2 separate regions of the Homo sapiens genome follow, and region 1 is linked to region 2. A link is an interaction called in ENCODE POLR2A ChIA-PET data of the cell type or tissue named here. Cell type or tissue: PC-9. All regions are shown on one strand. Each heading gives the region's core, and the rest is flanking DNA. Links, peaks and the distances in the headings are about the cores only. Region 1 overlaps RNF220 (ring finger protein 220). Region 2 overlaps RNF220 (ring finger protein 220).

Region 1 (15,423 bases), core at 4,644-12,643, 56 kb before region 2:
GAAACTCCGTGTCAAAAAAAAAAAGTCTGAAAGTGATTTCCCGTCCTCTTTTCAAAACCAGTGCCCTTGCGAAGCCTGCATTGCCTCTTACTGTAGATATAGCAGGAGGTTGGGTTTTTTTAATTGGTTTTGAAATGTATAGGTAAAACATAAATTCATGCCCATTGCAAAAAAAAAATAAATTACAGAAATAACTAAAAAGTAAAAGCTTCTTACTCCACCTCTTTAATCTTACTCCCTTCCACAAACGTAAATAACTGCGCTGTTTACTGTTTAATAGGTACCCTTGAAGACCTTTTCTATTTATACATGTATACATTTATGTATATTTATGTAGATAGAAATATAGTTTTTATACAAATGGGATGATAACCATAAACGTGCTTCTTCCTTTTTTCACTTAACTATGTGTGTTTTCAATTTTTCCATGTCAGTACATAATAGAATTACCTTATTCTTTTTAACTCCTAAATGGTATTCCATATTTTGGAACTACCACAATTTATTTGGTTATTTTCCTGTTGGAAGCCTTGTAATTTACTTCCAGTTTTTCATAATTGCAATCAACGCTGCAGCGAACTTTTGGCACATAGGTTTTTATAGACACATCTAGTTATTTCTGCAAGTTTCTAGAAGTGGAAGTACTGAGTTAAGAGGTGTTTTTGTGAGGCTGTGCTAACTTACCCTTAAAAAAGACTGTACTTGGCCCCACGTGGTGGCTCACGCCTGTAATCCCAGCACTTTGGTAGGCCGAGGTGGGCGGATCACGAGGTCAGGAGATCCAGACCATCCTGGCTAACACAGTGAAACCCCGTCTCTACTAAAAATACAAAAAATTAGCGGGGCGTGGTGGCGGGCACCTGTAGTCCCAGCTACTCAGGAGGCTGAGGCAGGAGAATGGCGTGAACCTGGGAGGTGGAGGTTGCAGTGAGCCAAGATCGGGCCACTGCATTCCTGCCTGGGCGACAGAGTGAGACTCCGTCTCAAAAAGAAAAAGAAAAAAAAAAAAAAGACTGTACTTGTTTACATTCCCATCCAAAAGAGAGAATATTCATTTACATAATGAGAATAATCATTACACATCTCACCAACACTGGATATTATCAGTCCTTTAATTTTTGCAAATCTAATGAATAAAAGTATATTGTTCTTTTATAGATTTTCTGTGGCTACTAATGAAATTGAGCATGCTTTCATATATTTATTGATTATTTCTATTTGTTCTGTGAATTGCCTGTTTATATTGTCTTTTTCTCTATTAGATTGTCTTATTCTTTTTAGTTTGAAGGTTCTCTCCATTACATTATGATATTAATTCTTTCTCTGTGATATGTGTTGCAAATATTTTTTCCTGGTCTATTGCTGGTCTTTATTTACATTGTCTTAAATCATACATAAGGTTTTAATTCTTTTTTATTTTTGATTTTATTTTATTTTTTTTTGAGACGGAGTCTGGCTCTTGTCGCCCAGGCTAGAGTGCAATGGCATGATCGGCTCACTGCAACCTCAGCCTCCTTGGCTTAAGTGATTCTCCTGTCTCAGCCTTCCGAGTAGCTGGGATTACAGGCATGGGCCACCACGCTCAGCGAATTTTTGTATTTTTGGTACAGATGGGGTTTCACCATGTTGGCCAGGCTGGTCTCAAACTCCTGACCTCGTTATCCGCCCACCTGGGCCTCCCAAAGTGCTGGGATTACAGGCGTGAGCCACCGCGCCCAGCCTTAACTCTTCTGTCAGTCTTTTCTGTTATGGCTTCTGAAGTTTGTGTTTTGCTTAGGAAGGGTATTCCTACCCCTTAGAAGACGTTATATGTTTTAAATTTTCCTTTCAATAATTTGATAGTATGTAGTGTGAATTAGGTTTATAACTTTAAGAGAATTTCCAGTAGTCCCAACACAATTAAATAGTCCATCATCCTTTTCCTACTGATTTAAAATGCCAGGCTGTACATGGGTTTGCTTCTGAATTCTGTTCTACTCCTTGGATTTTTTTATTTTTGGTCCATTTGTGTGCAAACACCACACTGTTGTGATTATTGTAGCATTATAGAATTTTTAAAAAACCTTATGAGGCCAGCTGGGTGCGGTGGCTCACGCCTGTAATCTCAGCACTTTGGGTGGCTGAGGTGGGCTGATCGCTTGAGGTCAGGAGTTCGAGACCAGCCAGACCAACGTGGTGAAACCCCGTCTCTACTAAAAATACAAAAATTAGCCGGGCTTGGTGGCGGGCGCCTGTAATCTCAGCTACTCAGGAGGCTGAGGCAGGAGAATTGCTTGAACCCGGTAGGCAGAGGTTGCAGTCAGCCGAGATCGCGCCACTGCACTCCAGCCTGGGCAACAGAGCGAAACTCCATCTCAAAAATAATAATAAAAATAAATAAATAATAAACCGTATGGGGCCAAAAACTGTGTATTCTACCTTCTTTTTTATTTTATTTTACTTTGTGGATTTTTAGTAGAGACGGAGTTTCACCATGTTGACCAGGCTGGTCTCGAACTCCTGACCTCAAGTGATCCACCTGCCTTGGCCTTCTTGAAGTGCTGGGATTACAGGCGTGAGCCACTGTGCCCAGCCTCTACCTTCTTATTATCTTTCCTTTTTCTTTGCCTCAGTAGTTTTTGTTCTCATACTTTTCTTGACTGCTTTTATACATCTTCTCCCAGGTGAACTTTAGAATAAATCTGTCAGTTCCATAAAATATCTTATAAGTATTTTGATCAGAAACTCATTAAATTTATAGTTTAATTTGAGTTTCATCCAGGAATATGATGTGTTCCTTATTTATTTTTGTCTTCTTTTAATGTCTTTCAATAAAATTTACAATTTCTTCATATAAATCTTGGACATATTGGTGAGTTTAGTTGCATGTATTTTACAGTTTGCTTGCTATTGTACATCTTCCACCATGTCTTTCTATTTGGTTATAGTTGGTGTATAGGAAAAGGATTAATTTTTGTGGCTGATCTTTTATTAAGGCTTTACTAAAATATAGTATTAGTTTTAAATTTTACAGTTCTTAGATTTTCTAAGTTGAAAATTAAATCACTTGTAAATAGTGATGGTTTTATGTATTTCTTTGTGATGGTCTTTCTTTTTCTTGTCTTATTGCACTAGTTAGGACTTCCAGTGCCATATTTAGTAGTTGCAACTATAGCAATGAAAGCTGCCATATTTATCTTGTTCCTGACTTCAATAGGTATGGTGAATATTCTTAACAAATTAAATAAATTTTCTTCTATTACTGGTTTTGCGAGAGTTTTACATTTTTTATTTTGTTTTTTATTTGTTTTCCTGCTTGCCTCTTAAAATCAGGAATGGATATTAAAATATATATAACTTTTTGAAGGATCTTTTCATGGTGATCATGAGGTTTTACCTCCTGTAAACTATTAAGGTAATGGATTATATTAATAGATTTCTAAATACAGAACCATCCCCTGCATTACTAGATAAATTTTATCTAGTCATGAAAATTGTTTTTTTAAGAACAGTTAAGTCTAAGATATTTGCATTTATGTTCTTAAGTAAGCTAGTAGTCTTCTTTATTTATGCTATCTTTGTCTATTTTTTATATTGGAGCAATATTAGTTTAGTGCAATGGTTCTCAAATGTTTGGTCTTAGGACCCATTTGTCCTCTTAAAAATTATTGAGGATCCACAGAGAACTTTGTTTATGTAAGTTACCTATCAATGTTAGAAATTAAAATGGAGAAAATTTTAAAACACAAGAATATACAAGCATGCATTTTGTTATTAATAGTTGCCAGAGCAATGACATCATCACATGGCATTCCATTAGCCTCTGGAAAACTCCACTTTACACTTGTATGAGAGAATGAGAGGGAAAGAGTCAAAACATCTTAGTATCATTATCAAAATAGTTTTGGGTGTGTGGACTCCCAGATAAGTCTCAGGGATCTTCACATATCCCTAACCTACACTTTGAGATCTGCTGATATGGCAGAATGAGTTTACCATTCTTCCTATGTACTAAAATAAGTAACTTAGAAATTATTTATGTGTTGAAGGTAGAACTCATCTGTAAATTATTTGAAACTGATGGTTTTTGGAATGGTATATCTTTGCTTATCATTTCCATTTCCCCTACAGTTAATGTTCTACTCAGGTTTTATATCTCTTCTTGGGTCAATTTGTAAATTTATGTATACTGGAAAATCATGGAATTTCATGTAGATTTTCATTTCTTTAAGAGTAAAGTCATGCTTACATTACAATTTTTAGATTTTCTATTGAAAATTAAATCCCCCTTTTTTTCCTTCTAATACTATTTACCTGTGTATTTTCTCTTTTATTCTCATTTGGATTTGCCTTGGGTTTAACTATTTTATTGCTGTGTGTTAGTGTGTTTTAAAGAACATTTTTTGGTATGATTACTCAAGTTTATTGTTTTTTTGTTTGTTTTTCAGTCTATCTTTACTAATTCATTTATTTTGGTGGGTTTTTTTTTTTAAGTCAGATTTATTGAGGTATAATTCATATATAGTAAAAACCCTTTACAGTGTACAGTTCTGTGAGTTTTGACAAATACATATAATCATTTAACCACCACCACAATCAGGGCATAGAAGAGTCCTACCACCCTCAAAAATCCCTTCATTCCCCTTTGTAGTCAGCCTCTTCTCTCCTGGCATCTTGTTTCCTGTTTTGGTAGTTTCTTCCTTTTTGTTACTGAGTAGTATTCCATTATGTGGATATACCGCCATTTGTTTATGCGTTCACCAGTCAAAGGACATTTAGATTGTTTCCAGTTTGGGGCAGTTATGAATAAAGCTACTATAAACATCTATGAACAAGTTTTTGTGCAAACGTAAGTTTTCTTTATTCTTGAGTAAAGAACAATGAGCAGAATTGCTGGGTTAAATGGTAAGTTTAAGTTTGACTTTATAAGAAATTGCCAAGCCATTTTCCTGTCATTCTCTGTTCACTAGATTTGCTTACTATTTGTTTTGCTCTTTCCTTTGCTTCTGTCAAATCTCTGTTTTTGGGATGTGAGTTTAGACTCCTTACTATGATTCCCTTTAGCGAGGGCATAGGACACACCAAAATGCCTCAAGCACAAAATGCCAAGGAGGACACCTCAGTGACAGGATGGGAAAATGGAATCATAGGAGGGAGAGGAGAAAAATAAGAAAGAGGAAAACGGAGAGCAAAAGAAGGGGAAGAAAAGAAATGAAAATAAAATGATGCATAGGAAGGCAGCGGTGAGTGCATGGAGCTAGCAGTGAGACTTTCTAATAGTCTTGTTGCCAGTCTCCTGGGGGCTCATGGGGCTCTCAAAGAAAAATTTATGGGATGGAAAAAATGTGGTAGGGATTTAATAAATATTTGATTAACTGATTGATTAATTCATTAAGGAGCTTGGTATTTTAAGTAGGTTATAAGAAACAAGTTTGTTAGAACTGCAAAGGCATGAACTGGAGACAGTAAAAACATTGAAAACCACATGGAAAGATGAATAAGTTGAGAGAGAAGAAGAACCCTGAAAACTGATCTAATGGTCTGGAATAAGAAGAGGGGTCGGCACTGGAGATAATCAACTAGTCATAAAACTACATAAATACAACACAGATTGTTTTGGAATAAACACGGGAACTTAGTGAAGATCAAGGGTGACCTTCTGAGTTCTCTAGCTCTAGCACGTGCCATCTGTCCCTGACTGACACCTGAACCGATCTCAGAACACCCTGGGGCCAGACAGCTAAGTGATGAGGAAGGAGTGGTACTGAGGGAGTGTAAGCTTTGGGGTGGGAGTAAGGGGTAAATTAAATGCCTCCAAAGATCCCTCTAGCTTTCAGATCTTGTGATGCTTGTGAAAATATTGCTAGAGTGTCATATTCTTAGAATAAGGATTCTCTTAATTTGGAGAAAGGCCCTAAGACCTTCAAGGGGAAAGAATACACAAAAGCCATTGGGTAATCCAAGCCAAGACAATTACCATTAGTCTCTGGAGGTGTTTAATTTAAGAGAGAAAGAAGTTCCTTTCCACTGAAGAATTAATGGAATTATTTGGTTACCAAGGGTCCAATGTTCCTATTATGAAGTAAGGTAACTGCATGTTGTAGAAGAAGGAAAAAATGGTAGCAGGACAGATGTCTTTTCCCTTCAGATTATATGAATTTTGTGCATGGCTTTCACATTACATTAACTATGAGTTTAGTCCTTCCCTCACAAGAAAGATCATTCACTTTTCAGAGTGCCGGAAAGCCCATGGAGTTGAGATACTATATAAATGTCATGTGAGAAATGACATTAAAAAGTTGCACTATTTAAGAAACATTTATTAAGGACCTACTAAGCACTGGGAACTGTTTTAGGCACTGGGAATACAGCAGTGAACAAAACAGACCAAGTCCCTGTCCTCAAGGAGCTTCGTAAGTTTTGGTAGGAGCACATGGGGTCAAGGAAGTCTTAAGAAAGGAGTGACATTTGCTGCACTTCCTATCTGTTGTCTACGTGGCAGCCAGAAGATTTCTAAAATCACAAACCTGAAAACGTTATTCCCTTGCTTAGGTCTCACCAATGGCTCCCTTTTGCTTTTCTGATGAAGATCGAACTTATATTGCCATGGCCTGCACAGTCCTGCAGGGTCTAGCCCTCTCCCTCTCTGGCCTCATACCCCTCTGTCTCTTCCATCTGGGGTAGGACATCCTGCAATCCCATCACACTGGACTTCTTTCAGTTTCTCCATCATGTCACCCTTCCTTCTGCCTCAGTGTCTTAGCACCCGCTGTTCCCTGGATCTGGAACACACGTCCCCCCAACCCCTCCTGCTCCTACCTATCCCCAACTGCCGCCAGTCTTGCCCAGTTACACCCACGTATCCTTCAGCTGTAGCTCCAATGTTAATTCCTTAGAGTTTTCCCAACCGTTTCCCCTTCCCTGCAAGCTATATATACTCTCCCAACACCCTCCCAACACTCTACCTTCCTCTCTCCTCTTCCTCCTCTTCTCTGCCCCTTCCCTTGAACACTAAACAAATGAACACACAAATAAATATAAAATAGTAAATTGAGATAAATGCTTCAAAGGAAAAGAATAGCTTATCATAACATTTCAATAGGGAAACATCATTTTATATATATTATAGAAATATATTAGTTCATTCTTCACTCAATAGGTGCCCAGAACTATTTGTTGAATGAATGAAAAAATGAATGAAAAAAATTATGAGTAAGATTTCTCCAATTAGAGAGGGAGTGAAGATAATTCCAGGCAAAGAAAATGACACAGAGATACTGAAGCATGAATGAAGTAACTGGCAGATGACTAGAAAGACGGGCAAGAGGGACTGGCTCCTTTACAATAAGATGGTAAAGGTAGGCGGGATACTACTTATAACCTTGGATTTTTTTTTTTTCTGGTTGAGAGTAGGGGTAGATGGTGGAAATTAAAAGTATTTAAGCAAGGAAGCGTTATATTTAGATCTGCGTTTTAGGAAGATAGCTGATTCTTCATCTAGGGCTGTTCCATGTCTGAAATTTTAAGTTCTGAAACAGAGAAGTCCTTCTCATTCAGCATTGCTACTAGGTTGCTTAATCAAAGTCAGTTAAAGTGGTACATCATAAAAAGTACCACATATACTACATATATACTTTCAACATTGCATTCTAACTTAGAAATGCACAACCACTTGCTAGTCTTTGGGTAGAGTGTCAGGGCCTTTTATCAAGTGTGGAGTCCTTGATTCCTGAACAACCATATCCATATTGACTTGTCTACGGATTTTGGCTTCGGCTTCTTTACAATAGAACAAGAAAGCCAGGTGTGATGGCTCACGCCTGTAATCCCAGTGCTTTGGGAGGCTGAGGTGGGAGGATTGCTTGAGCCTAGGAGTTTGAGACCAGCTTGGGCAACATAGCAAGACCCTCCCTCTACACAAAATAAAAAATAAAAAAATTAGCAGGGCATGGTGTAGGCACCTGTAGTTGCAGCTACTTAGGAGGCTGAGGTGGTAGGATCACTTGAACCCAGGCGTTACAGTGAGCTATGATCATGCCACCGTACTCCCAGCCTGAGCAGCAGAGTGAGACACTGTCTCTTAAAAAAAAAAATAACAAGAAACTTAAATATTCTTATGAAATAGCCTCTGCACAGACTCCATTGTTAGGATTTTTCCAGTTTTTTTTTTTTTTTTTACTAATATCATAATGGTTAGGACAGTCTCTCAAGCCAGACCACCTGGGTTCAAATCCTGGATGTACCATTTCCTAACTTGGGTAAGTTGCTTAGCCTTTTTGTGCCTCAGTTTCCTCAGTAACCACTTCAGAGAGTTATTGTGAGGATGAAATGGCTATTTTATATAAAGCCTTAATATACTGCCTGATACATAGTAAACATTCAATAAATGTTAACTGTTTTCTAGTTGTCTTACCCACACCCAATTCAATAGCATTTAAAAAAGAGATTTACCTTTATGAAACTTCCCAAAGTATCTGATTTAGTGTTCTTAGAAACAACAGTTCTCTTTCTTTTCGCACGATTGGTTTACATAATGTTTAATTAAATTATGTAAATGTAATAACTACTACCACAGGAATAAAGAAATTTTGGAACAATCACAGTGACTTACACTCAGCTGGTAAAAGTGGAAGTAGTATATGTGTGTGGAAGAGTGGCCTGCCAGCCGTGAGCATTCAGAGCACTGTGTCCATTAACTGGAACATATTACAGCTGGAATGGAAAGTTTTAGTTAACCCAGTAAGTCAGTAGGGAAGAGGCTGGTTAAGAGAGCATCCACTCTTGGACGACAGCCTCTACCTTGCAGCTTCCTCTCTCCCTTGCTCCTGTTATAACTGTGCTTTCATCTCATTGACTGCCTAGATCCAAGCCAGACCTTTAATGTCCCAAAGCACCAAAAAAGAGAATGTTCCCTTATGTAATTTAAAATGAAAACAATTCTAACTTGTAAAATAAGTGTAAGGAAGTTCAATAAATTTCTGACTTTTACCATGGTGATTCTTTTGGTGGGTTTTTTTTTAATTTCAAGGTTTTTCTAAAAATATGTTGTGGGGGTTCACTTTGCTTTTTGGATGCCCTAAGAATGTGTTTATCTATTGAGTAATCCAGCACTGCCTTTGACGCTTCCATTTCTTCCCAACCTCTCAGCCTTCTCCCAGAATTACTTCCTTTCCTACTGAGCCTACATCTCATGATCCACCACTTTTAAATGCTGTCTTGCCAATGTCTTCTACCCAATTTCCTTACACACTTGTCCTCACACAGAACCCCCCCTAATAAACCCCCCAAAACTGGTATACTGCATTTGAGATAACTTTGTAGCTTCCAGGTAAAAATGTCCAAAAAGTAGTCAGACACAAAATCTGAAACCCAGGAGACGAAGTAAGGGTAGATAAAGGAATTTGGGGATCTTCGAACAAAAAAGTGAGATTTGATCCTGTGCAGGTGGACCACATGGCCAAAGAAAGGCATGTAGAGTGGGAAGAGCAAGAGCTGGACTGAGAACTCTGGGAACACCACTGTGTAAGGGGTAGGTGGAGCGGAACTGCCGATGAAAGAGGGAATATCCACATGCAAGGAAGCCTGAATCCAAGGAAGGAGAGCTTCAGGAAGGAGTGATTATGGATGTCAAGTGTATTAAAGAGGTGAGGTCAGATTAGACAATACCTAGAACCTAGTAGGTTCTCAATGCATACTTGCTAACTGATGGATTCACCAAGACCGAAACAGTCAGGAAGTCACTGATGATCTTGGTGCTTAGTTTGAGTTTTCCTAAAAGTGGACCCTGAGACGAGGATTAGTCTATTTGAAAGATGAAGAACACTGGTGTGTGTGGGAGAGGGGGATGAACAGGGAGGGGACGGCCAGTAAAGGGTGAATTAAGCCAGCAGCCACCCTGGGCAATTATAGCTTAATCCCAACGGGAAAGTTCAGGGAGTCAGTGCAGAACACCCACCTCATCGTTCCTCGTCTCACGGGGTGAGGGAGCTCTTTCAGGTCATTGGTTGAGGGCTGTTCTTAGAGGGCATTAATTCACTGACATTTCCAGCCTGCTGCTTGGGCAGCAGAACAGACCCCGGCTGTGAGAGAAATCCCTCAGGTGAATGAATGCAGGTACCAGCGCCTGGAAGCCTGGGGTTCACTGAAGTAGTAAGGGCAGGGGATACTGGTAGGGCAGTGACATCCTCTAACACCTGGTACCTGCAGTTTCACTGGCAGAAGCTAGACTGCTGTGGAGCAGTAGGAAATTGGAAGTGAGAAGTGGAGGAAATGGGTGTAGGTAACTATTTCAAGATGTTTGGCTGAAAAAATAAGATAAAAAATATGTCAGTAGGCTGATTCTGCGAAGGGTAGGAAAAAACAGGGTAAAATGGGAGATCGGAGAGTTCTTCGATCATTGAGGGTTCATTGAGGGTTCTCACAAAACTTCCCTGTTTTTAGTTAGGGGAGAGGAGGTCAGCTGCACTAACCACTTCTTACTTCAGGATCCTCTTTTAGCTTCCCCAGACAAGCGCCCAGTGTTTCCTCTGCTAGACTTTGGGTCCTGGGTTCCCCAGCTAAAGAGGCCGTGCTGGTACAGCCTCACATGCTAGCAATTCTAAGCCTGAAGTGCCAGAGGAATAGATTGAATATAGCTGCAGAGCAGACTGGGACACGTGTGGAACACGGTGGCCAGATTCTGAACCCTAGGAGAACCACAAGGTCAGAGGAGACCTTCTGAGGGGTCTGCCGCTGCTGAGGGACTCCTTGCATTCCTGGCCTTCCCCCTTCCCTGTCAGCACATCTCAATAATTAGTTTGGTTTGGGTGTAACAGACCTGCCCCATAGAAGGAACCTTCCTGGGACATTCATCTAAATAACTCTTTGATTGATGTCTCTCTCTTAGCTAAAGCTTAAGCTCCCGGGGGCAGGGACGGTATTCATTTCAGCACTATTGTATCCCTAGAGTCTGGTGCCTAGTCAGTACTCAATAAATATTGCATATTTAATGCAAAAATACCCAGCAACAGGTAATGCTGTCTATTGATGGTGCCTACACCAAGAAAAAGGTAAAACCAGGATTTTTATCCTTCTAGAAGTGGATTTTCTATGCAGTTAATGAATTTAAACTTACAGGTCCCTTACTTGCATGAACTCCTTTAAAGACCCTGGAAGAGGCCTTAGTGATATTTTTACATGGTTACATTTTTTCATGTTGCAAAAATAAAATACTTTAATCAAAATTAAGACTCTTGTTTTCCGTCTGAGTTCATATTTCCCCTCCTGGAGCGGCGTTGGAGTGGCTGTGGATGTTTTGGTGATCTGTTTCAGGAAAAGCAGAGTTGGGAGTATATTTTATATTTAGTTTATTTGAGTATATTTTGTATTTAGTTGATGCATCTGTTTATGTGGTTTGCGGTCTCTTCTGTGTAGAGTTAACTTACTCCTGCCTGTCCTGGTATATAAATGGCTCTCAGGAGTACTGCTACTGCCTACTATGCTAATTAACTGGGTCAGGCCATGAAGGTGCATGATGAGAGCTTGTCAGGGGACATGAATGTGTCCTATGATGCTCTGCAATGGAAGAGAAACAAAGCTTAAAATGTATGGATCCAGAAACTAGTCCTCACATATGTAAAATTGTAAGTGAAAATTTTAGTTCTTGTTAATGGCTGGTCAAAATGAAACCTCGCATCTGTCAGGAATACATCTTAATGCAGTGTATACAATTGTAAATGTATCATATTTTTTTCTTTTCTTTTTTCTTTGTTTTTTTTTTTTTTTTTTTTTGAGCCAGAGTCTTGCTCTGTTGCCCAGGCTGGAGTGCAGTGGTGCCATCTTGGCTCACTGTGACCTCCATCTCCCAGATTCAAGCGATTCTCCTGCTTCAGCCTCCCAAGTAGCTGGGATTACAGGGGCACACCACTATGCCCGGCTAATTTTTTTTTCTTGTATTTTTAGTAGAGATGTGGTATCACCATGTTGGCCAGGCTCATCTCAAACTCCTGCTCAAGTGATCCGCCCGCCTCGGCCTCCCAAAGTGCTGGGATTACAGGTGTGAGCCACCACGCCTGGACATATATATATTTTTTAATGGGAATCACATGAAATGGAATTTATTAAAATTCCTGTGTTTATAGTGTATAAGTCTGTAGCAATACTACTAACAATGAGTGCATTCTTATGTGAAGTATATACACATCTCCAAAATATTGACCAAAGGTAACATAAAACTCATAATATGTCGCTATAACCAGGACACCAATAATAAGCTGTAAAAGAGTATCAATAAAGTCTGAGAATATTAAGGAAAATTTGAAAGGCCATGAAATCTTACAACTCCTATATGAAAGAAACTTGATAGAGGTTTCCCCAAATTTCACATTAATCCTTGACATTTATATAACAGTACTAGTAAGGGGTTTTGAAGTGGAAAGAAATTCTCTAAGCTATCAGTTATAAACAAATTTTGGTCAACAATGGTAGAAAAAAGACAGGATTTTCTATTTTCTTTATAGAAAAATGAAGTATAGATGCTTCAAAATTGTTCACATGAAGAGTCAGAGTCCACAGCTTAGAAAATACAAGAAAGGCCGGGCACGGTGGCTCACGCCTGTAATCCCAGCACTTTGAGAGGCCGAGGTGGGCAGATCACAAGGTCAGGAGATCGAGACCATCCTGGCTAACATGGTGAGACCCTGTCTCTACTAAAAATACAAAAATTAGCCAGGTGAGGTGGCAGGCGCCTGTAGTCCCAGCTACTCAGGAGGCTGAGGCAGGAGAATGGCATGAACCCAGGAGGCGGAGCTTGCAATGAGCTGAGATTGTGCCACTACACTCCACCCTGGGCCACAGAGCAAGACTCCATCTCAAAAAACAAAAAAAGAAAATACAAGAAAGGCCGGGCGCAGTGGCTCACGCCTGTAATCCCAGCACTTTGGGAGACTGAGGCGGGCAGATCACCTGAGGTCGGGAGTTTGAGACCAGCCTGACCAACATGGAGAAACCCCGTCTCTACTAAAAATACAAAATTAGCCAGGTGTGGTGGCACATGCCTGTAATCCCAGCTCTTGGGAGGCTGAGGCAGAAGAATCGTTTCAACCCGGGAGGCAGAAGCTGCAGTTAGCTGAGATCGCACCATTGCTCTCCAGCCTGGGCAACAAGAGCAAAACTCTGTCTCAAAAAAAAAAAAAAGAAAGAAAGAAAATACAGGAAATAAGCACTTAGAAGTGTATCAATTAATTTAAAATTATGTCATTGGAATATTTTTATGATGTTTCTCATTTTCCTCAACCTTTAAAATTTTGTAATTGTTGTGAAATGATTTGTCGTTCTAATAAATACTCACTTTTGAACCTAATTTTATATTTGTAATTTTGTTTCTTTTTTTTTTTAAGAGAGTCCTCAAAGTCATATGCTAAGCTTCGGATGCCACAGAATGTGAATCTGCCCCATATCCTCCTTATCTGCCTGGCTTTAGGTGGTTTGGGCTGTAAAGCAATATCATCTCGAGTCCAAACTATAGACAATTGGTGTATAATTGGCTTCCATGTAGACATTTTAGATGTCTCCTGACCTCTTTCTTTGTTTTTAGACTAACTTGAGTTTCCAGAATTAACCAGGAGCTGAGAGCCACTCCCTTCTAATTCACTCATGGAGTTTGAGCTTTAATCTTCCTGAGCCTCCTCATTCTAGACTCACCCTGAGCCCAGGCTCCAGGGACAGAGTCTTTCCTTTTCCACAGGGTAACCTCTAGAATGGAGACAGTTGAAGAGGAGAGGAAGAAGGTCACATGTGTGCAGAATTCTAATCTGGTGATTCTTTGGAGGGGTGCCTCCTAATTGGTTCAGTTGGCATATCTTGCAGAGAAATCTGACAGAAATAAGAAAGGAGGGGGCATACTATGAACAGTTGCAGAAAATAGGGATATTTAGCCTAGAGAAAAGATACCACTTTTAGAGTCCTATGTCAGCAGCTCTTGCCACAACAACATTGTATAACAAACTTACTCAGAATTCAGTGTCATAGATGATGGATGTATATTTCTTGAGTGTACAGTTGTATAGATCACCTGAGATTCAGCGAGTCTAGGCTGAGGTCAGATGGGCCTGACTCTAAGCTGTGGATTAGGTCCAGGTCTGTTCCATGTGTCCTTTATTGTCCTTGAACCAGCAGCTGCCAGAGGCATGTTCTTCTCATGGTGAGAGGCAGAAGCCCAAGAGACCAAGGCAAACTTTGCATGTGCATCTTTTTCTTTTTCTTTTTTTGTGCATATCTAAAATCTCTACTTGCATTATATCCGCTAACATTCCACTGGTTAAAGGAAGTCGATGGCCAAGCCCAAAGTCAGAGGGTAGGAATGTCACTTCATCCTGCTTTGAAGACTAAGCAAGTCATATGAGTAAAGCACATCTGTGTGGCAGAGAAGATGGGAGGCAGAGGAATGAAGGGAATGGATATTTGATGAGCTAATATGCCACAATAGCTATTATATCAAAGAAACAGCAACTTTCCTCATCTCTCATTCAGTCCTCAACCCACGAAAGCCTATCCTCACTCCCCACTCTTACCAAAATCATTCTCTTACTGACTGCCTCATTCCATCTAGAATCTGATTTCTCTTCTTCATTCTCACTACATTGCTTGCCTAGATTGCCGCTATAGCCTACTAACTGCTCTCCTTGTCTCTGGTCTCATCCTTTCCTGATTCATCATTCATAGAGCTGCCAGCTATTATCCGTATCTCATCAGCATCCACATCATCATTATTGTTACCTATTTTGCATTATACTTACTGGTTTATGTGCCTGGCTCCTTCATTATACTGAGAGTGTCTGGATGGCAAGAAATGTGTTTTATTTACCTTTGAATCTCCAGCACCTTACACAGGGTCTGACACATAGTAAAACTTCAATAAATTAATGTGAAAAGAAAGAATCAAAGAAAGGAGATGGGGTTTCAGTTCAAGTCTGCGTGACCTGAAAACCCATACTGTTTCTACACTATCATAATATATCTTTAGTCACAGCTGTGTTGCTGATAAAAATAAGGACACAGCTCAAACCCTCCCACTGCGACACCAGTGGAAAAGCAGGTTACTGAATCTAGATTAACTAAAGATTCTTCCTCCCATAGTCACAATAATCCTTCCCAATCCTAATTCCTCTCAAATGGAAAGGTCTAGAAGCCATAAAAAAATTTTAATGGCCATAAATATATTAAATATATTATATTAAATATATAAAAAAATGATCAACTTTACTCTTAGATAAATCCATGTGCCATTTTTTTTTTTTTTTAGGTGGACCCTCGCTATGTTTCAGAGGCTGGCCTCAAACTCCCGGGTTCAGGTGATCCTCCTGCCTCAGCTTCCTGAGTAGCTGAGATTACAGGCATGCACCACCACACCTGGCTGCAATATGCCATTTTTTACCTATCAGATTGGCAGAGATCAAAAAGGTTTTA
Region 2 (13,149 bases), core at 511-8,510:
CACTGCTCTCTAGCCTCAGCTTGGGGCACTCTCCTCTTCCTGGGCTAAGTTCAGCCAAACTGCTTTTCCTTCAGTTTGTCTAATACGCAGGCTTTGCTTTTCAGGACATTAACATCACCCTCCCTGACTCTTACCCCTCCTTCCTGTCTCAGTGAATTTTACTGCTCAAAGAAGCCTTTCTGTCCCAATGTACATTTTGTCTTCCGGTTACACTTTCTCATAGCATTCTGTCCTTCCGGGATGTAACGTATCATGGTTTCTAGTGGCACGATGAGGTGGGGCAGTAGTTACCATGTCTCCCCTACCAGTCGTTACGCACTGTGAGCACAGGTGTCCTGCTATTTTGTTCACTACTCTATTCCCAGTGCTTCTGGGAGGCACTAAGGGGCTTAATACGGTCAATGAATGAATGAAAGGAGAAAAGGGAAAGGTAGTAACTCACAGAGAAAATGAGCAAAATGAAAACCAAGATTTCCCAGAGGTAAAGGTGAGAAAGGGTTGTTGCTCCGAGGTCTAGGAAATTTCTTTAGGCCCCCAAAATGGAGGCCAGTTGGCCTGAATGGTGCAGAGAACACTCTCGCAGTGGGGGGATGACGGGGAGTGATGTTTGAGGACCTTTTGGTGAGGCAAGGAAGCATGCAGCCCACTTCAGCTTTCTCCTTATTTTTCAAAGGTGCCAGTCCATTTTTGGAGCCCTGAGGAAGAGAAGGCTAGAGGGAGAACACTAAAGACTACAGCCAATTCTGATAAAGAATAAGGGAAAAGAAAAGGCTTTGCCTGCTGGAATAGCTTTGGGTGAGGTCACCATAGTTTTCTACAAGATAAAGGGATTGGCTACAGGAGCCACCAGAAGAGAGATCCCCGGGCCTGCGGGCAAGAAGTTGAACCCTAGAGAGAAACTTTCACTAGCGAAGGGTTAAAGGGAATAAATATGTTTAGCAATATATTGAGGGTGAGGGGAAAGGAAAGGTGGGGGACAGACCAGTGAGCATGTAGACTGCTAATAAATGAAGAGAAGTGGGAGATTCATCTTACCTCCTACAGGGCAGAGATGCTCAGCTCATTTTTTAGATCAGTCTTTAAGAAGAAAAATGACAAAAAGGAATTTGGATAATTAGGAAGTAAATGCAGACTGTGCAAAAATCGTTCCTGATAGAAAGCAGGTAGGAGAATACTCAGAAAATGTAAAGGTTTCACAAATCAGCAAGCCAGGATGACATCCATCATGAGATATTAAGGCTAGTGTTCTGGGAACATACTAAGCGGGGCGCTGATTGAACCACTTATAATTATGTCTGGAAAATCATAGAAAGTAAAAGGGGCCATCAGGAGGCTGGAGAAGTGAAACGGATGTGACTCCTGTCTTCTAAAAAATGGTAAACAAGCCTAAAAATGTTCATCCAGTCAGTTTGGAACTAGATACAATGAAAGGGGGAAAAAATCTGTCATCTCCGGGAGGAAAGTAAAATTGAGAAGCGTGTGTGTGCGTGTGTGTGTGTGTGTGTGTGTGTGTGTGTGTAAGTATGCCTAAGGGCCAAACCACACCAAACAGAATAGCGCTAAGTGATCAAATTGAAAACAGAAAAACAGATGTGTTGTAATGGGTGTGCCACAAGTGGCTGTTGTTAAAACAGGTTCAGGTTTTCGCTGTGGTTGTAGGTATGTAAATGAAAACTGCACAGAAAAGAAAAATCGATGGCAGGGAATCATTCAGAGAGAGGGACACTCTCTGGATGAACAGAGTATTCTGAACCAATTTAACATAAGGTCTCATTTTGGATGGGGAGAAAGCTGCATGTAACTGAAAAAGCTGATAGGTAGGTGTGGCTGAGGAACAATTCAGGAACCTGAAGAAGTCAACAACCACATGAACACCTAATTATGGGGGGAGGCGGTGGGTTGAAACAAATGAACATATTTGGGAGGAAATCTCTGCTCATCCAAAAAAGCCATAGGAAGGCCCTGGAAGCTGCCTTGCTTTGGGGGTTGCATGCACACAATTTGGATGTGGAGCTCTGGGACCTAGAAGGGAGGTGACACACTGGGGTGGTTTCAAAAAGAATGGGGACGGCCCCTAAGGGGGTTAGCTGAGAGGGAGTGGCTCCTCATGGTAATGATCCTAACTGACTCCACAGCCCCAGCGCCCTACACACTTTTACAAGGTTAAAGCAACAGCTTGAACCTGTATGGGGTGAGCATTTGTTTCCTTTCCAGATTGCCAGCTAATGAGGAAAGATTAAAGGAGCTAAATCTGTTTAGCTTGGCTAAGTGACGACGGAGGCGGCAGGAGTGGAGAGGCATGCTGGGCAGCCTGGCCAAGCGGAGGGGTGTGATAACCGTCTGCAGATTTCAGGAAGGTGTAACTACGGTGGAAGAAGAGCGGCTGTCTCAGGTGGCACAGGGGCCTCACCCTTCGGCAGCGAGTTTCCCAACAGTGAGCTCGGTGGCTCCTGGAGCAGCCAGTTGACCTGAGGAAGAGAGAGCAAGGATTAGGAACATCCCGGCTGAGCCAAGGGAGGGACCAAGCCAACCCACCCAATGGTCCAGGCACTGTCCCAACAGACCAGCTTTCATTTTGCCTTTTGCTAGCAGCATCCTCAGCATTCCCAAGGGTCTTCTCTGACTCTCTGCCCCCACTGCAGCCAATCCCTTAAGGGATTTGGAGTCCAGAAAGGTTCCCCCACTTTCTGGCCTGTGATAGACATTCGCAGTAGCTGGTTTGGCAATTCAGAACCTGCCTGTTCTTTGATGATATCTTCAGATAGATTATTCCAAGGCTATGAGATCAGAACCTGTGCGAGGAGCTCTTCTGGGAATGGAAATAACTTACCCAAAAGGGGAAGCAAGTGGCAAGGCCCAGGGTGTGGCGTCCCTGGGGTCCCGAGCCTGGCCCATGGGGGCCAGCCAGGCTGCCTCCCGCATGCTTGCTGTTGGCAATCTCATGGTTAAACACTTAAACAATCTTTCTTTCTCCTCTTTTCTCTCTCCTCCTCTCTCTCTTTCACTCTCTTCTTTTCAGAGTTGACAGGGGCCAAATAAAGGCCCTTTTAAAAAAAAACACACAAAACAATTTTGTTCCTTCTGAAAGTGATGGAGCGAAAGTGAGTGCAGATTATAGGCCTGTGAGGCGAGGGCCTTCCAGACGGGGGGAGAAGCGGTGACATGATGGGAACCTAATGGCAGTAATTGGCCCTGGCTTTGACAGGGCCCATATCACAGCTCAGGAAAAGAGAGATGTTTAAAGTAAAAATTTACACAAAATTATATGTTTTCGGGGTGAAAAAGACTGTTTGGATTTCATTTTTTTTCTTCCTCTTCTTCCCCCCAGGGCATGTTTCATGGGTCATCCTCTGCATGTGTGCGCGTGTGTCTGTGTGCGTGTGTGCACACATGCCCGTGCAGCTGTCTCCCCAGGTATATGGGCATCTTATGCCACATCGCCAATGTCTTCTACTTCCGCTCTTCCTGGAATAGAGGCGTTTGTTAGCTTTGGAAGTTTCCCTTCAGGAAGCAGAAAGAGCCTAAGAGAAGAAGGGAGAAAAGAACCATTCGAGTAATAGATCAGGCCACCCTTCATAGTATCACCACAGCAGACCTTGTTTGGATTCAATATATAGTCGTGTAGCATCTTGTATTTATCCTTGTATCGCTTAGTCCTAAATATAACCAAGTAATAGATCAAGTAGCTATATTTGTTTAGTGTCTAACTCCCACTCCAAACTGTGAGCTCTTTGAGTGCAGGACCCTGTTTCTCTTGTTAAGTGCCATAATCTCAGCACCTAGCACAGTGCCTCCCACGTAGCAGGCTTGCAGGATTTGTTAAATGAGCGGCCTAAAATAATGGAATTATGGAGGGACAGCTGCGATGTTGGAAGCCCGTGCCTTCCTGAGTAGAAAATGCTGATCAATCAGACTTTCGTCTAACTAGACAATACTAGAATATTCAGATAATTGATTCTTCATTGCCTGTTGGAAATGTAGCCTGAGAGGAAGACTTCAGGGGTTGCAGTGAAGCTAGAATATTAGGCATTCGTCCCTGGTTCAGAATGGTTTAGGCTTCCTCCATTGTGAGCTTCACTAGAAGCTCTACAGTCAAACCCCAACTGACTCTTTAATGCTGATGACCATGCTAGTGTTGAAACGATCTCCTCTTCCGGCCTGCAGAATGTCCTGCTGCTCCCTGTTTTACTTGGGATTTAGGTGTTCTCTATGGACTAAGCTAAGAACTAGCCAGCTATTGGGCTACTTTTTAGATTTTTTTAAAAAAGATATATCTTTTGGCTAACATGATAACAAGACCCATAAATGAAACAAAATTGAATGTTTTATTCACATGAGCTCAAGGGAAGTACCCGAGTCACAGAACCACAGATTGGGGAGTGGCTTTAGAGGTTCTGAAGTTCATGCTTTACTAGTTGTGTGCATAACCTCTACAGTAACCTCTCATGCTCCAGATGCAAAGATTGGCACGTCCAGCAGGGCAGGTAGAGTTTAAAGTCAAGAAGCAAAGGGGTAGGAGCTGGGCTGAACAAGGACCAGTCCTTGAAAATGGGTCAGTCATGGGGGAACAAACACAGAAAGGGAAGACCTAGCAAGACTGTTCCAGGGAGTGGCTATGAAGGCTGGAAATAAGTTCTGAAAGGCAAGTCCAGGAGGCTGGTGTTGAATGGAAATGTATAGCTATCAGCAGCAGGGACCAAGCCAACAGTCTATTCCCTTCCCATTTTGCCTCAATGTTTGAAGAAAATCTCAGCCCAGACAAACCAGGAGGTTTCAAGACCACTAGGGGAATCCAGAACACGGGGTGGATGTCACTGGGGACGGGAGAAGGGTAGCAGGGTATAGAATCAAATGGAAATGGGGCTCTTAGAGCTGTGGCAGTTGCTGAGATTAACTGAGGTCAACACAATTGAGTAGATGGTTCTTGAATAATGTAGGTGTAGTTTGTGTGGTGATTATTGTGTTAGGTACAGTAATAGCAGATAAAGTTGTAAATGATCCACAGGATTGGCATGCTCTAGGAATGAAGAAGTCATTGCTTGTGGTGAGAATACAGGTTCTTAAAGAAAAACTGAGGCATTTGGGGTTTCAGAACCATTTATTTGTCCCAACATTTATAGGATGCCTGCTCTATTCCAGGTATCATGCTGAGTCAAAGCTCTTCAGACCTACTATTTAATTTGAGTCACTTCCCTTTTATTTTCCCTTTGTGTGATGAACTGAGGGTGCCAGTATAGGGGAAAATGGCTAACATTCCATCCATGAAAATCACACAGTATGAGAAGGCTCTCTTGGCAATCTCAGAGTTCTCCGAGCTCTGTAGATGCTCCAAGAGTCTAGGAAACAGCAGCAGCTTACAGAAGTTTCCTCCTTTGACATTTAGCACAGAGATGGCAACCTTGTCCTTATCTGCTACCTCTGTGTAGGAATATTAAAATTGTAAATTACATACACTTTCCTAAAATACAGTCCTTTCACCCGGACCTGAAATAAATGACTTGGCTTCAGGTGCCTCTGGGTATCACTTGGCTTGCCCGTCAGTGCGGATCTGAAGATGAGACGCTAAAACCTTCAGATCTGCCTCCCTTGAATGTGATCTTAGCTGCTACACCATCTCCTTCTAAAAGGATAGCAAAGGAGATATGGGTGTTGTTTGCTTTTTCACTCATCTAAACTTTTTGCTTAAAATTATGGAATCTCAGAGCCTTGGAGATGATGCAACATATTTTTAAATAAACTGCCTCGTCTAAGTTAAGTGCTGGAAATACAAAGGTTTAAAAACAGTTCTCCTTTAAAGGAATTCATAGTCTACCAAGGAGACAGGCCAGCCAAAGAGGTAATGTCAAAACACTATGGTAAGTGCTAAGATAGATGTAAGATGCAGCACCTCCTAGAAGAAGCAAACACCTAAATCAACTAGAGACCTTAAGGAAGACTTCACAGAATTAGCAAAGCTTAAAATGAATCTTTAAGAAGTTTGCTACGCAGCCAAAGAGCAAAGGAAAGGTGTTCCCAGCAAAGGACATGGCATGATAGTTGGATGCATGAATTTTAAGTCAACTATTCCTGACCCCTTGTTCCTTAATATGTTTAGCAGCTTCTAAGAAATTTGCTGTCCTCATTTTTGTGATAGCTGTGTGCAGTGTATAAGGATAGTGAGAAAAAGAAAGGGATCGAAGAACCACCAAGAGAAAGGAAGATGGGAGGAAAGTGAAGGGAAAGAGGAAGAGAAGGGAAAGGAAACCAATATTTATGGAGTGTCTATTATATGCCATGTGGTTTTACATGATCTCATTTCATATTATTTCCATTCCATACATTAAGTCAATGTGTTTCAGAGAGATGAATGATTTCTTCACCTAACTTCACCTTTTTGTCCTCTCCTGTCCCCATTCTCATGCTAACCCTACCTCAGACCTCTCTTTGAAGCTCCACACTGCCTATTTACCACCACCACATGGATCTCTAACAGACACTCTGCCCTCACCAGTCCAGAATGCTGCTCATCATTTTTCCCACCAAAACTGTTCCCTCTCCCCTTTTCCCATGGCACCTCCCCATCCACTTGTCCAAGCCAGAAACCTGGGAATCACTCTTCAGCCTTTCCCTGTTCCTCAGCCCCTCAGTCTACCTCTAAATCCTATCTCAAATGCATTCCCTTCTCCCCAGCTTGCCTGGCACCGCCCAAAATCCAGGCATCAGCATCTGTCCTCTGTCACTGCTGGAACTGTCTTCTATTTGATTTCTCCCTTCCATCCTTGCCACTTCCCATTCTAGCCTCTCCACCTGGCAGCTAAGGAATCTTTTTAAGAGATATGACCCCTAGAGTCAAGCCCATAATCCTTAACGCGGCAAGACCTGCCCCCTGTCTTCCCGGACCCCCATCTCTCCTCGGGGTCTTTCATCCTGCCCAGTTCCCTCTCTCCAGCCTCCTTACATGACTGCTTCCCCTCATCCTTCAGATCTTAGCTTCAATGCCATTTCCTCAGAGAACTCGTCCCAGTCTATAAAAGATTTCACCTGTTTTTTTCTTTCTTTCTTTTTTCTTTTAACCTGGCCTTTGACTGTTGTCATCACCGACTTTTCTATTTCTTATCTATTGTCTTCAAGTGTGTTTGACAAATGTAGTTAGACATTTATTTGCCTGTTTAGTTGTTTCATGTCTGTCTTGTTCACTAAGTGTAAGCTCTGTGAGGGCAGCACTGTGTTTCTTTATATTTTTAGAGACCAGGGTCTTGCTCTGTCATCCAGAGTCATCAACACTGTGCACAGCACTGAGTAGAGAGTAAGCACTTAAATGTTATATTTTAATACATTACATATTTTTGTTAAAAAGGAATATTAAATTAAATGTGTTCAGGATAAAGAAGAGCTTGGATTTAAATCCGCCTCTAGGGCCAGGTACGGTGGTCCACACCTGTAATCCCAGCACTTTGGGAGGCCAAGGCAGGTGGATCACCTGAGGTCAGGAGTTCGAGACCAGCCTGGCCAACATGGCAAAACCCTTTCTCTACTGAAATTACAAAAATTAGCTGGGTATAGTGGTGCGCACCTGTAATTCCAGCTACTTGGGAGGCTGAGGCAGGAGAATCACTTGAACCCGGGAGGCGGAGGTTGCATTGAGTGGAGATCGTGCCACTGCACTCCAACCTGGGACAGAGCAAGACTCCGTCTAAAAATAAAATAAAATAAAATATAAATAAATCCACCTCTAGGCTGGGTGTGGTGGCTCACACCTGTAATCCCAGCATTTTGGGAGGCCAAGGTGGGAGGATTGCTTCAGGCCAGGAGTTCGAGAATAGCCTGGGCAACATAACAAGACCCCATCTCTATAAAAAATAAAAAAATAAGCCAGAGCAGTGGTGAGCACGTTTAGGCCCAGCTACTCAGGAATCTGAGATAGGAGGATCGCTTGAGCTCGGGAGTTGGAGGCTGCAGTGAGCTATGATCACCCCACTGCACCCTACTCACTCTGGGTGACAGAGTGAGATCCTGTCTCTAAAAATATGCAAATAAACCCACCTCTTCCTGATGCCAAAGCTCATGATCTTTCCTCTTCCTCAGGCATTCAGTGGGGGAAAATCCAACACAGGCCATCAGGCAGTGCATGGTATTCCTGGAGTTTGTTTCAGAGAAGAGACAGAAAGCCTTTAAAAACAATCCTGGGCCGGGCGCGGTGGCTCACACCTGTAATCCCAGCACTTTAGGAGGCCAAGGCAGGCAGATCACGAGGTCAGAAGATCAAGACCATCCTGGCTAACACAGTGAAACCCCATGTCTACTAAAAATACAAAAATTAGCCAGGCGTGGTGGCGGGTGCCTGTAGTCCCAGCTACTCGGGAGGCTGAGGCAGGAGAATGGCGTGAACCCGGGAGGCAGAGCTTGCAGTGAGCCGAGATTGTGCCACTTTCCTCTAGCCTGGGCAACAGAGCAAGACTCCGTCTAAAAAACAAAAAAAACAAAAAAAAAAAAACTTAATCCTGATTAGAAGGTGAACTCTTTGCAGCTAGAGGCCATGTCTTCATTGTTTAGTAAAGTGCCTGGCACAGGGTAGATGCTCAATAAATAATGAATGAACGAACAAATGAACCATGAGAAACTCACAGGTTTCTAATTTGAACAGATGGGCAGAGGCACCATTCACTGAGGTAGATGAGGGAGAGGAAGAGCAGATTTGTTGGCTGGGTTGGGAGGGGTGGGGAGAAATGAAAAAAGAGTTTAGTTTTAGAATGACATGCAGAGAAAGGCACAGTTGTCAATAAGCGTGTTGTGTTTTGAGAACAATGAGAAGTTTATTCATTCAGTCATTTATTTATTTAGTCATTAATCAACAAATATCTATTTAAAGCTTAATACATGTCAAGCACTACGCTAGGCACTGAACATATGATAATAAATCAGACAAAGTCAAGAAAGGGAAATGGATAAGAAACACCTATTAAAATGCAGAGTGGCTCATGCCATTATCAAAGCAAGCATAGGGTGCTGTGTGTGGGGCCTCAGAAGCGGAGGCTGCAAGACTTCCTGGGGAAAGTAACACCCCAGTTGCATCCTGAGGAATGGAGGAAGTAGGTGCTAGCCAGACTGAAAGCCAGAGAAAGGGTGTTCGAAGCAGAGGAAGTAGCATGTGCAAAAGCCCAGCAGCAAAAGAAAGAAAAGCACTCAGAGAACTCCAGATGGTTCAGCAATGTGGGAATCCAGTGTCGAGCTCAAGGTGCTCCACGGACAGTAGTAAGCGGCCCAAGTTGTGAACCTCCTTGACCCCCCTCCCTCCATCTCTCCATGTAGAGAGAAGAATAGATTGCACGGAAAGTCAAGTGCAGGTGTCAGTCAGTCCCTGTGACTCACAGTAGGATGTGTGAGGGGAAATGAGGAGAAAGTAGGGTTGAAATTATAACCTTGGACCAAATTGTTAAGAGCCTTGTCTGCCATAATGGAGGGTGACTTCTAGGGGCAGTTGGTAACCACTGAAAGTTTTTAATTGGGAGGGTGGTGGTGATGACATGATCAGATCCATATATTAGAAAGATAACTCAGGGCTAGTGTGAAAAATGGATTAGCAGAGACATGACAAGAAGGGACTATATTTTCTGTCAAGAAGGCATTCTTCAAACTGGAAAAAAATAGAATGGTAAGAAGATGCTGAAGTCCAGCATTGTGTGTGTGTGTGTGTGTGTGTGTGTGTGTGTGTGTGTGTGTGAGAGAGAGAGAGAGAGAAAGAGAGAGATTGTAAGAAACTACATGAGTCTCGGGCTGGGCGCGGTGGCTCACGCCTGTAATCCCAGCACTTGGGGAGGCCAAGAAAGGCGGATCACGAGGTCAGGAGATCGAGACCGTCCTGGCTAACACAGTGAAACCCCGTCTCTACTAAAAAATACAAAAAAAAATTAGCTGGGCATGGTGGCGGGCGCCTGTAGTCCCAGCTACTTGGGAGGCTGAGGCAGGAGAATGGCATGAACAGGGGACATGGAGCTTGCAGTGAGCCGAGATCGCACCACTGCACTCCAGCCTGGGTGACAGAGCGAGACTCCGTCTCAAAAAAAGAAAAGAAACTACATGACTCTCAGTTCTGACGTTCATGGGCAACTTAACTCCCTGCCATCTGCCTCTCCTGCCTTGGGTTTCCCTGACACATTTTGCCTCCTCTGCTCAAAGAGTCCTCCCTGCGTCTTGCCCATCTTAAAGTAAAACTTCAAGTTCAAGCCTTCCCTACTGCTCTTCCCCCAGACAGATTGAACAGTTTCATTCTCTAGGCTGCTATATCATTCTGGACATAACAACTACATTATAATTCCTGTTTTTCTCATCTGTTTCCTAAACTAGATTATATACTCCTTGAAGGCTAAGACTGTACAAGTTTCTTTGTATCCCCGACATCAGGTATTGTTCATGGCAAACACTCAGTGAGTACTGGATTGGAATTTATAGGAATGCTAATAAACTGGGATGATCTAATAATGTGATTTGTTTTTGTTTTTGTTTTTGAGATGAGGTCTCACTCTCTTGCCCAGGCTGGAGTGCAGTGGCGCAATCATAGCTAGCTGTAACCTCAAACTCCTGGGCTCAAAGGATCCTCTCACCTCAGCCTCCCAAGTAACTAGGACTACAGGTGTGCACCACCATGCCCAACTAGTTTTTTTATTTTTTTGTAGAGTCAGGATCTCACCATGTTTCCCAGGCTGATCTGGAACTCCTGGGCTCAAGTGATCCTCCCAACTTGGCCTCCCAAAGTGCTGGGATGACAGGCATGAGCCACCACCTAAGGTGAAATTTAATAAATGTGAATTCCTGCACCTGGATCTAAAACTTTAGCTGCCCCAGTACAGGATAGGAGAGCAAGATATCTATTCAGCAAACATCTCCGGACTATCAAGCAAATGCTAGGTACTGTGCTTGACAGGGGACATAAAGCAGGAAACCAGGGAGACACATTCTTTGCCGTCATGGAGTTTACACATGGGATGACAAATTTTAAACAAGTAACCAAATATAAGTGAAATGCTGTAGAGAACAATATAGAGTCCAATGGAGACCTCACCTGGTCAGGACCATAGAGGAGCACTCTATGAGGAAGTGATGTATAAGCTGACCTGAAAGACTGCTGGAGTTTTCTAGGCAGAGTCAAGGGTTGGGCCTCTGTGGGTGTGGGTGGGGGCAGGGGTGAGATAGCGTTTTCAGCATTGTTATCATTACTTCCTTAGGCAAGTCTTCCTTGACTTCTCTGAAGAGGTCACATCTTCTGTGGCCACATGGATCGCTCGTACAGAACTTACCTCTACTGCAGATTCATGTTTATTTCTGCCATGACTTGATCAATGCCCAAGGCCCCCACTAGACTGTATGCACGGTGAAGAGACCTGTCCCTGTGCTCATCAGTGTATTTCTACTGCCTAGTACAGTACCTAGCATGTAATAGGCTCTCAATTGATGTCTACTGAATGAATGAGTGAATGAATGAATGAATGAATGAATGAAGTGGGTATTCCAATCAGAGAGAACAAGCACCAAAGACCAATGTGTCTGGGAACACAGTGAAGGGGAGACTGAGTGTCTCAGAAAATCTGAGTGTTTGGTCAACTGCCAGCTATGCATGAAACAACAAAGCAAGATGGCCGCAACTTTAGGATTTATTAAGAAAAATCTTGTCTCTACTCTGTCTTGGCCAGACTAAACCTACAGTGTTGTTTTCTTTCCTGGGTGCCACACTTTAGAAAAGACCATGACAAATGTTTGCAAAACATTTCCATGTGGGAAGCTCCATCACATGATGGAAGGATGGTGGGATTTGAATCAGATGGACATGGTTTGAATTCCAGCTCTGTCGCGTGTTCACTGAATTGGACAAATCGCTGAACTTCTAAGAGCCTCTTTTCCTATCCATAAAGTAGGACTAATAATATCCAGAGTCCTGAAAGCTAAATGGAATGACATGCAAAATGCCTAACATGGAGCCTGGCACACAGTAGGCACCCAATAAATGTGAGGCCCCATACCTATTAGAAGAAGCAGAACTCAGAGCATTTGAGTTACAGAAGACTTCTTGAAGGGGGTAAAAGTCGAACTGGTCACTTAAGGACTGGAGGATTCTATTTTATTGAAGAAAAGAGAGACCTTAATTGAGGTGGGTGGACAATAGTTGAGCACAGCACTGGGCTGGGCTCTATGCATGGACAGAGAGAACCAAGTAGAGACCAATCTGAGCTTCAGGTAGAAACATCCCTCCTGGGGGGGCGGGGGGACCTTCTGTGCTTGATGTCACCTTCCCAAAAGGAATGCAATGCCCGGGGACCATCTTTGACTAGTATACCCATTTTGGAAAGTAGGGAAACTCGATCTTAGTTTATAATTTGCTCACAAACTTAGATAACCTCTGAGGCCCTGCCCTCCTGGAGCTGGTGTGGTACATACATTCCACTAATGGTAGTTAGAGCAAGTAGGACTGTGTGTGCATGCATGCATATGCTTAAGCACTCACAAAGCCAAAACAAAGCGTGCTACCCACACTGGCCTTGGAGCTTGGCAGTCACAACCAACAGCAGCCCATCCAGAGAGCAGCTTTGGGTCTGGAAGGACTAGTAAGGGAGAAGGAAGGCGAGAGATGGGGAAGAACATATGTTCAAAAATAAACACTGCCTCCTGCTAAATGGTCTAGAAAGCATCTGTAAGAGGGGCTCTGGGCTGTGGGGTTTCCGAGGATGGTGAGTGTGGGAATGTTTTGTCTGTAGAGTTGGGGCTGGGGGCTTCCACATCCTGCCCACTGCCACATCTGGGGAAGTCATCTGCACTGGGCTGATGGCTCCCCGAGCACTCCTGCTTTAATGGCTCGTGGTGCCGCAAGAAGTGGCCCTGTAATGGCCATTCCAGGCTGCCCCGGGGAAGGGTCTGGGCAGGCCCCAGGCAGCCTGTTTGCTCTCCTCCCACCCCAGGCCAGCCAGCACCTTTCACCTCCTCTTTGCCTAGGTGAGCTGGCCTGAACCCTAGTTGGGAGCCTCCAGCTGTGGGGAGACAGTGGGACTAGAGGCCTTGGACATTTAGAGTGGGGATAGGACTTGGTCCCGCGCTTCCTGAATGCCATCCCCTTGCTAAGGCACAGGCTCCTGCATCTGTCATTGTTTGCGTTCTTCTCTTGACACAGCTCTGCCAAAACCT

Evidence for each region. ChIA-PET counts read pairs that join two places held together with the same protein. Peaks named below come from ENCODE experiments on the same cell type or tissue, not always from the same donor. Only the 100,000 strongest peaks of a DNase experiment are listed, where the experiment ranks them.
Region 1: POLR2A ChIA-PET joins it to region 2 with 5 read pairs; 2 of 35 experiments call an interaction of 5 or more read pairs at or near these places.

What each region holds. Positions count from the first base shown.
Region 1 is chr1:44,450,198-44,465,620 of GRCh38, forward strand. The region is part of intron 2 of RNF220 (ring finger protein 220); the gene reads left to right. Among named protein-coding and RNA genes, the nearest start is that of RNF220, 53 kb to the left of the region's middle. In PC-9, for the core only: no CTCF peak of the experiment used is centred there; no DNase peak of the experiment used is centred there.
Region 2 is chr1:44,510,430-44,523,578 of GRCh38, forward strand. All of the region lies in intron 2 of RNF220 (ring finger protein 220), which reads left to right. Among named protein-coding and RNA genes, the nearest start is that of MIR5584, 28 kb to the right of the region's middle. RefSeq lists a silencer at 11,120-11,285 and an enhancer at 12,359-13,149. In PC-9, for the core only: no CTCF peak of the experiment used is centred there; a DNase peak (open chromatin) is centred at 5,132; H3K27ac peaks cover 525 bases.